2 separate regions of the Homo sapiens genome follow, and region 1 is linked to region 2. A link is a loop called in an ENCODE intact Hi-C map of the cell type or tissue named here. Cell type or tissue: PC-3. All regions are shown on one strand.

Region 1 (5,000 bases), 170 kb after region 2:
TTTTCAAGACTTTAATCTTTGCAGCACAACTCTGTAATAACAATTAATGGATATTAAACATCACTGTCTCACTGCGATTTCTGCCATCTTGTACAAGATTCCCTTGCTATGCTACGCGATCTTCCACCCTGTATGTTTTTGCATTTCTCCCTTCTTACCTCCACTCTTGCCCACTCCACTTCTCTTGATTTCCATCTATTTCTTCCTCAGATTTTGTTTAGCTTATTTTTTTCTTTTATTTTTGTCTGTTATGAGTCCACACTCAATATCCTACATTGCATCTCTTGTTCATCGACATATTTTCCCAAGTAGAGAGTTAACTCTCTAAATACTGTTTACAGCTGCCAATGTAAACATAAAGGAATATAATCCTTAATAAAAATATAAGTAATGTATAAACAATAAAAATACTACTCAAAATTATTGAGAACTTACTATGTGCTGCGCACTTTTTTATGTGATTTATACAAATGAACCCATTTAATCCTCTTAAAAGTACTTTGATCTAGGTATTATTATTTTATCCATTTTATATATAAGGAAACAGAAGCCCAGAGACATTACATATATTACCCAAAATTACATAGCTGTTAAGTATTAGAGCCAAAGTTCAAACTCTGACATTTTTACTCCAGAGTTTATGCTCTTAATATTATGATACAATGCACCCAAAACATGTGAAAACTGCTCCTATTAAATCTCAGGAACACACGCTACTCATTCTCTCAAAACAAATACTATGGAGAATTATATTCCATGAAAAATGGCTTCATGCCAGTAATAAGAAAACAAAAAGTACAGAGATGGTCCTAAATAGATTGCAATACAATTGGAGAAAGAAATGTGAATCTAATGAATGAAACTTCATTTTATGTCGCTAATATCTTTTGAATTTAAATGGAGATTTCCAGTTCTTTCACAGATAAACAATAGCATAGACATTTTCCTTTCATCTAAATTAATGAGTTTGGCTGTGTTTTTCAACGAATGTTAAAAATAGAAAGTATGACACATTGTATATATATTCTTTTTTTTCCTAATTACCAGTTTGTAAAGGAAAAGTGTTGAATAGGTAACTCAAAGTTTCAGAGAATTGAAATTGATGCTGGAAAGTAATTTTTTACAATTATGATTAACTTTTTCAATGGAGGCTTGTGTGTGTGTGCGTGTGTGTGTCTGTGTGTGTCTGTGTCTACCATCTGCAATCTTCTGCTCCAAAGAGAGGGCACCTACAATTTGTCCAGGATAGTCTACACTCAGTCAATAAATGTTGTAAAATTTATGACAGTCAAATATAGATAAAACAATTCTCTAAGTTCTAATAGTAGCACATGTTTTATACACGTTAACTTGCAATTTGGATAGATAACTTCTTAGAAAAGTATTTTTTAATGACAAACTCATCTATGCAAACCAGAAAAGGTGTTACAAAGCTGAGTTAAGATAGGGAAAAGGTGAAAACAATTATCTACCTTTACAGCATAAAAAATAATCATGATGTAAATTAGATTCTTTAGATAGGGAATAAATTAGCATTCACCCTTAAATAATAGCTTAAAAGCAGACTACCTTCATAACTTCAGAAGTAAGGCAGGATGAACACATCCCTTTGCTTTGTTTGACACATTGGACAGATCGAAGTGTGCAATGATCAGAGAGTTTGATGGTGGTTAGAGCCTAAGTTTGTTTTTCTATCTTCCTTTCTCATACTGTCTTCACGGGAGAGTGTCCATATGTATTGATCTTTCTTCACTAGTGGGCTTTCTTCTTACTGCTCTTCTTTGAGAGTTCTTAATTCTTTCATAAGTTATCACACTCCAACAAAGGAACAACCCAACCAAAGTGTAATAATTCTGCTGTATGTGGGAAAGCATGTTTGCTTTGAAGAATTCTTCCTAGCTTGCCAGAAAGCCTTTCTCACAAAAGAGAAAGTTATTTCTACTAGGTTGAGTTTATGTGTTTTTGTCTTATGTTTCTAGATACTTAATATGAACTTGAGAAACTTTGAGAAGTTTGGAATTTCGTGAATTATGTGTGATTCAGGAAAATAAACAAAATTTATCTAATTCAAACACGAAGACATGATTAACTTTAGAGAACTTGTTGACATTTTCAATGTGCACATCAAGGATTAGAAGATATATAAGGTAGGAAGTAAATGTCAGGAGAGAACAATTGTGGTTTGCTAAACACTGCATAAAGCCTAGGTTTTATGCTGTTTATATATCTTTACTGCTTTTTTTGAGCTCATAAAATCATGAAGTGTCCTGAGCTGAATTAATAGATGTTCTGTGTGGGTGTAAGGAAGTCATTTTAAAAGTATCATCTTGCAAGATGTTTAGTTTTTAATTATCAATGACAAAGAAGAACAGGGACAAGATTACCTCATTTACCACTAGGTAATCTTTCATTTTAACACATTTAAAATGTTTTCATTTGACATCTACAGCCAGACTAAATGGTGGGCATCTATACAGAGGGCTTAGATTCAAAGGTAGAGGCATCTATATTTTCAGGACTGTAACTTAGTACCCACATTTAAACTGATTTTATAATATCGAATATGTATTACACACCTGGTGGTGAACACTGGAGTAATTTAATATAGTGTCTCCCCATTATAAAAACCTATTACTTAGAAAGCTAAATTTCCCATGGAATTCTGTGCAAACATCTTTCTTTAGTGTCACTTTTTGCTTTGCTTTAGAGGATTAAAGACGTTGTAATACATAATCTGATTATGTCAGAATATAGGAGTCTTTTCTCCTCGTTTCAAACTTTGATATAATAGTTTCTTCTTTTAAGCTTTTTAAACTATATGATACTCAATAAAAAAAAATTCACAGCTGAATTTCTCCTTTTATTTTCATTTTTTGAGATGGAGTCTCACTCTTTCACCCAGTTCAGTGGTGTGATCTCAGCAACCTCCACCTTCTGGGTTCCAGAGATTCTCCTGCTTCAACCTCCCAAGTAGCTGGGATCACAGGCACGCTTGCCATGACACCTGGCTAATTTTTGTATTTTTAGTAGAGACAGGGTTTCACCATGTTGGCCAAGCTGCTCTCAAACTCCTGACCTCAAGTGGTCCACCGGCCTTGGTCTCCCAAAATGCTGGGATTACAGGTGTGAGCCACTGTGCCCAGCCCACAGCTGAATTTCTATGCAGCAAAATTTCAATCAATTTTTTACTCTAGTTCTTGTTCACTGTTCCAATTGATAATTGATAATATTTTTAAAAGGTGAAGGTTATGGAAAGGAGAGAATGGAGTAGAAATTAAAACAGGACCCTCCACATTTGAACATTTAAGAGTATTCTAGAAACTTAGGTGGTTATAAATATTTTCATTCTCCTCATTAGGAAATATTTATTTAGATTTTGGATTCAAAAGCTCTTTTTCTTGTTGTGAATTTTACAGATTTTATGTGGCTCACAGTTAAACTTTCTTCAGGAATTTGGAATGTTCTTTAGGATTTCCTACATAATTCGTGGGCTGCTTATTAAATGAAATACTAAGTTGAGAGACCTATTGTGCAGGTTAAACATTTTATAAAAATAGGGTATGAAACTATGGGTTTTGAGGATAAATGATACAATTAAATTCATGGGAATGCTAGGGATACTGCCACCTTGGGAGGAGAATTTACGGCATGTCTTTAAAAGATGTGTAGACTCTGCCTATTATCTAATTTTATTACCAATCAATTAATGTTGACCTGTCTAGTTGTTGTTAATGGTGGTGACGGGGCAGTTAATAAAAGGGTTGGGTGAGAGAAGTGTAGCAGGGATAGAAGTTTAGGTAAGAATAGGTTTGGGCCTGAAAAACTAAGAATGTCTGGTACATACAACTTCAAACACAATAATGCGTTCTATAAATATTCATAATTATTTTACATAAGGCGATCAGCCATAGTTAAATCAGTCTCTCTCTCTTTCTTCCCCTTGTATCTCCATTCTCCACTCTCTTTCCTCTCCCCATCATAAGCAAAAACTTCCTAATGTTTAATGTATATCTTTTTGGTTTGGAGCTCTTAGTTTCTTATATTTTTTTAGCCAAAACTACACATTTTAAAGTATATTGAAGTATAACATACATACAGGAAAGCATGCAAAGTGTACTGAAGAATGGTTGCAAACTGAACACACCTGTGTTACCAGCACCCACATCAAGAAATGTAATGTTTTCGGCACCTCAGCTGCCTCCTAAAGCCCCCTCCCAGGCACTCCCACGAAGGGGATCCAATCACCGTGACTTCAAACACCCAAATTAGTTTTGAACCTTGTATACATGGAACCATATGATATATACTCTTTTGTGAGTGCTAAACATTGTCTCTAAGATTTATCCAGATGATTAGTTTCAGCAGTAGTTTTATCTGATTATTTCTTCATAGTTGTCCACAGTATGGATATACCATACTTTACTTACCCATTTTATTCTTGTTGGATGTTGAAATGTTTCCCAGGTGGCTATTACCAATGCTACCTGTGCATTTAGTTCAGTAAACACATGTAAATATTTCTCCTAGCTATCTACTAGGCGTATAGTTGTTGTTTCATAGTGTATGCACTTGTTCAGCTTTAGGAGATACTGTCAAAGAATTTTTCAAAGTGGTTTGTTGATTTATACTCTCATAAAAGTGTGTCCAGTACCTAGAACTGTCAGCTTTTTAACTTTATCCATTTGTGTCTGTGCAGTAGTATTTTATTGTGGAGTTTTTAATAGCTTTATTAGGGTACATATTTAAAATGTACAATCTGATGAGTTGTGACAAACGTATACACTTGTAAAACCATCAACATAATCAAAGTAACAAACATAGGCATCATCCCTAAAAGTTTCCTCCTGCCATTTTGTAATCGCTGCATCCTCTTCCTCTTTTTCTCCCCTTGCCCCAGGAAAACCACTGATATCTTGTTCTTATGTATATAATTTTCTTTATTTTTACTTTAGCTTCCTTCTAGCTACTTTTAAGAGTTTTCAATTTGTCACTGATTTTAA
Region 2 (5,000 bases):
CACAAGCATTTGGACCAGAGTAGAGGCTATGAGCATGAAATGTGGAAGCAAATGTGAGAGATGCCCCAGAGGGAGGGGCCCTTAGTGCAAGTGTTTGATGCAGAGCTGGAGATGTGAAGTGGAGGTTCGGGAGAGAAATCCGGATCAGAAAAAGATTTGGAAGCCATTTGGACAGAGCTGTGAGTTGAAGCTGTAAAAATTGAACCAGGCACCAAATGAGTGAACAGTAGAATAAACAGAGAAGGAAAGATCCTTTAAGGACACTTGAATTTATGGAGACAAATACAGAGGAAGGACTGGAGAAGAATGCAGAGAAGGGATTTTCAGAAACATAAGAGAATGAAGAGTATGCATTAAGGAAACCATAGGGAAAGGATTTCAAGAAGTCCAATAGGATCTAGTGTGGTGAAGAATGTAAACTGAGGAAAAGGCTCTGTCAACAAAATGTTCACCAGAGACACTTAAGAGAGAGGAGTACATGACAGAGATGGATTGAAGGTGATATTGCATCACTGACAGTGAGAAAAGCTGGCAGCAATACAATCCACTAATTCAGGAAGTTTTGGAGATTAAGAGCAAAGAGATAGAGTAGGGTCTTGATGGGGTGCTGAAAGAATTGGGGAAAAAACTTCAGGATAGGACAGGCTTGTACTGCTTATTTGATGAAGGAGAGGAGAGAGGAGGAAAGAAAGAGGGAAAGCGAGAGAAAAGGAGAGAGGAAGACAGGAAGGGAGGGTGAGGGAACAGGTGGGCATTGAGGGAGAGAGAGAGAGAATATTTGATGCTGTAAGGTAACAGGAAGAATAAATGTCCTTAGATTGTTAAAATTAAAAATATTCTGAAATCTCCTAACATAGTGTGTAAACAATGCAGACGAAAGCTGGAGATTAAAGGGACTTTACTACTTCAATTCGTGTGTGTGTGTGTGTGTGTATGTGTGTGTGTGTGTGTATGTGTGTGTGAAAGAGAGAAAGAGAGAGAAATGGAAAACTGGAGGGAGCACTTGGGAATATCCTGGAATCATTAGACATTTTTATCTTTGGTTCTTTCCAGTAGGGCGTGGAAAAGGGGTTCAGAAAACAGACATCCGATAGTTTATTGTGTATAGAATGTTTACCTGAATTCTGCTTTTTGCTAAGGCCTAAATTATGTTTTTGCAGAAGATCTTTTTTCTTGTTATGTTCTTATCATTAGTTGAGTGGAGTGTCCCTGAGGGCTTCTAGTCGCAAGTTTGGAAACACAGACCTAGACTTTTTTCTTTTTTTTTGAGATGGAGTCTTGCTGTGTCGCCCAGGCTGGAGTGCAGTGGCACGATCTCGGCTCACTGCAGTCTCTGCCTCCGGGGTTCAAGCGATTCTCCTGCCTCAGCCTCCCGAGTAGCTGGGATTACAGGCGCCCACAACCACGCCCAGCTAATTTTTGTATCTTTAGTATAGACGGGGTTTCGCCCTGTTGGCCAGGCTGGTCTCAGAACTCCTGGCCTTAGGTGATCCGCCCACCTTGGCCTCTCAAAGTGCTGGGATTACAGGCATGAGCCACCATGCCCGACCAGACCTAGGCTTTTGATTCCAAAGTACAGAAACTTAATATTTGAAGGTGTGGTCATGATCTGCTTATTCATGTGAATGGCCCAGGTTACAATGGCCCAATCTAGTCATTTTGTACCTTTCAAGGGCTATTTCCGTTTGTTTCTGGGCATGGGTTTAGTCTGCTGCTGAAAATGGAAGGCAGTGCCAAAATTACACGCATATTCATAAACTATAAACAAACACACAATTATACACACACAATCTGACACACCTCCTATAATAATAAACTGAAACCAAAGGCACCACACAAAATACTTTTTTGCTTTGCTGGCAGAGTTTGTGGAAGAGTTTTTGTACTACAGGGCTCAATTTTCAGAGTTTATTACAAGTCCACAATTAACAAGAGTACATACAAAAGAATTATTCTCAGATGTACTATTGCAGTACTGTTTGTAACTCAAATATGCACTATCTGGGGCTTTGTTTGAGGTTGACAATATAGGACTTATAATAGACCTGGTTGAGTTTTCAACATATTCTTGGAAAAGTTCTTTTATTTGCTTTTTAGCATACATGAATCTTTGCAATTTGTTCTCCTGTTTGGACTGTATAAACAACATCAAGATGCTTTTTCTATTCATTCAAACAAACAATGACTTTGTAACTAAGAAGAAAATTAGTAACAGGTGAAAGTTTATTTTTAATGACGTTGATATCATATTACTGTTTAACTTACAGAACAAACTTCCCCATGTCTCTTTAATGTTTCAAAATTATTTACAAATTAAACTTAAACAACCTCTAAACGTGCTCAGAGCATAAAAATGGCAGCCTCTTTATCCTGTATTACTAACAGAATACAAAGGATATTGCTTTGTTCTGATTTTTTTCTTTGCAATTTATTTTTAAAACATCTTGCATTATAAAAATTTACATAAAGCTGTCTTGGAGATGTTTTATTTTGTACTTGTATGTAAATCAAAGTTCTGTGCTTGGAATTATGTTTCTTTTAAAATCCATACTAATATTTGCTTTTATTAGCTGCATTTTTATATTGTGTACTGTATATATTTGTTCCTGTTCTATTTCATTCTTTTAACATGATTTTGTCTTTTGGTGACTCTTCTTTGTAAGTGTTCCCTTTCACTGTTGTAAATCTACAGAGCTTTTTATTTTCTTTTTTTTTTTTTTTGAGATGGGGTCTTGCTCTGTGCAGTGGCACAATCCTGGCTCACTGCAACCTCCGCCTCCTGGGTTCAAGCGATTCTCCTGCCTTAGCTTCCCGAGTAGCTGGGACTACAGGCACCTGTCACGATGCCCAGCTCATTTTTGTATTTTTGGTAGAGATGGGGTTTCACCATGTTGGCCGGGCTGGTCTTGAACTCCTGACTTCAGATGATCCGCCCACCTCAGCCTCCCAAAGTGCTGGGATTACAGGTGTGAGCCACCGCAGCTTCTAATAATCAATGTAAAAAGAATATTTATTAAGTGTTAAATCCTCCCTACCCCTTCGTCTTTCTTTAAAAAGTCATAGTGTCTAGCATCTATTGAACTACATAAGATCTAGTTTTACTTACTATGTCCCTAAATCTGTTACAAATTTGTATTGGAATAGTCAAATTTTGAATGATTTTATTAATGACACCTTTATAAAACATTTAGACCAGAAGGAAATCTATTTCAGTTCAATACAAAGAATGTTTGAACAGTCAAGAGCTCTTTGGAGATGGGAATGGTGGCCTTGAAAGGTAGAAGGGATTGATGGATTGATGTTCCCCTGGGGGAGAAGTGTCCCTCTTAAATAAGATACTGAGGGAAATTGCCCGTGCCTAGTTGTTCTTGTTATGTGGGATGCTAAGAATCTTACAGTCTACGAGAATTGCAGACTTGAGAGTAATTCCACGATGGATCTAACTGAAGCAATGCGGGTTTTGAATACCAAAGTGTGAAAGTTTATTTGTGAATAGGTTTGAGGAAGGGAAAGTAGGTTTTTATAGCCTCGAAAATGACTTTGGTGACAAGTTAGCATTTCATTTTCTTTTGCTCCAATAGATTTTCTGTATCTTTTTGAAGGCTTTTACTTGTAAAAACTTTTTAAAATACATGTGAGTGTCTCCAAACTAAATATTTTTAACAGTCTCGTTTTTTCTCAAGTATAAAAAAAGTTGATTAGAATGTGAATTTGAGAGCATGACTTCTTCATCTAGCCTTTGTCATTCTTGTGTCATATTTTATAAATTCTTGTGAATAGTAAATTCTGCAAATACTGCCCAGATTTAGTTCAATTCCACTTAATAAACAATTTATTAGCTATGAGGTAGGTACAGTAATCATGTTAGCATAAGACCCAGTTTTATAATTAAGGATTTTGCATCCAGAGAGATAAAAAGTAGGTATGAAGAACCAAATGGCTTACTTTTTCTTCCCTTCTATTTCTCCATCAAATTCCCTTTCCTCTTCTCCCTCTCCACTTCCCGCTCCATGCACTGGGGAACTGAATGAGTAAATGCAGACTAGGGTGCCAAGGCTGGTTTGGGAGCAGTTTAGCTTGCAAATATGTTCTGATGCTGGAGGAGTCAGTGGCTTAGAGGAGAACCAGACCCGAGGGAAGCCTGCAAAATTCCTTTAGGCCAGAGAATAGGTTCAATTCATCCATCTACTGCCAGTGCCCAGCAAGTACCCAGCACCAACCCTATTGATTTAAGCCATAAATGGGCAGGACTTATCTCACTATCACTCTCCCACCTACTTTTCAAGAACCTTTCTTTTTCTCCTTTCTTTGGTGTAATCCCCACTATCATGCTTCTCAGGTAGTCTGTATTCTCTGATGGCCTTAAGCTAACCCAAGGCCCTCCCACACCTAAGCTTGATCTCCAAAATGCACTACCTTCTTCTACTCTAAGGAGGTTATTTGGGTTATTTCTGCTCTGCAATGAAGGAGTCCCAGGTTCCTAGGAGGTGTTTGCATTTTAAAGACAAATGCATTGATCAAGTGATTATCTAGCTAGAGTGAGGTGTTGGGTGACGCTAGTGGAGAGCATAGTTCTGGGTTGGGTAATCCTTGCCTGATCTTCTCCCACATTTGCTCTGCCTTACTTTGTCAAAATACTAAAATGTATGGAATCAGTGCTGCAGTTGCAGATCATGGACTGTGACTTTCTCCCACTTTTGCAGAGACACTGCATCTCAAGGGCTCAGAGAAGAAAGAGCTGCTACTTAGTTAGAGAGTGTGTGTTGACAGACTATCTATATCACACATATATGAAATCTAGGCTCCCAAATGTGGGGGCCTCTCAATTTTCTGGCAGCACAGTTCTAAGCACATTATTGGCATTGCTCCAGTTACCTATTGTTGCATAAAAACCACTGAAAATGGCTGGGCGTCGTGGCTCACACCTGTAATCCCAGCATTTTGGGAGGCTGAGGTGGGCAGATCACCTGAGGTGAGGAGTTCAAGACCAGCCTGACCAA

What was found. Hi-C counts contacts between places; a loop is a spot of excess contacts. Peaks named below come from ENCODE experiments on the same cell type or tissue, not always from the same donor. Only the 100,000 strongest peaks of a DNase experiment are listed, where the experiment ranks them.
Region 1: it touches region 2 in a loop (8-fold over the local background); 1 of 110 quality-filtered maps calls a loop at or near these places.

What each region holds. Positions count from the first base shown.
Region 1 is chr12:43,167,100-43,172,099 of GRCh38, forward strand. No RefSeq gene overlaps it. Among named protein-coding and RNA genes, the nearest start is that of LINC02461, 14 kb to the left of the region's middle. In PC-3, no CTCF peak of the experiment used is centred here; no DNase peak of the experiment used is centred here.
Region 2 is chr12:42,995,066-43,000,065 of GRCh38, forward strand. No RefSeq gene overlaps it. Among named protein-coding and RNA genes, the nearest start is that of LINC02461, 160 kb to the right of the region's middle. In PC-3, no CTCF peak of the experiment used is centred here; no DNase peak of the experiment used is centred here; H3K27ac peaks cover 1,297 bases.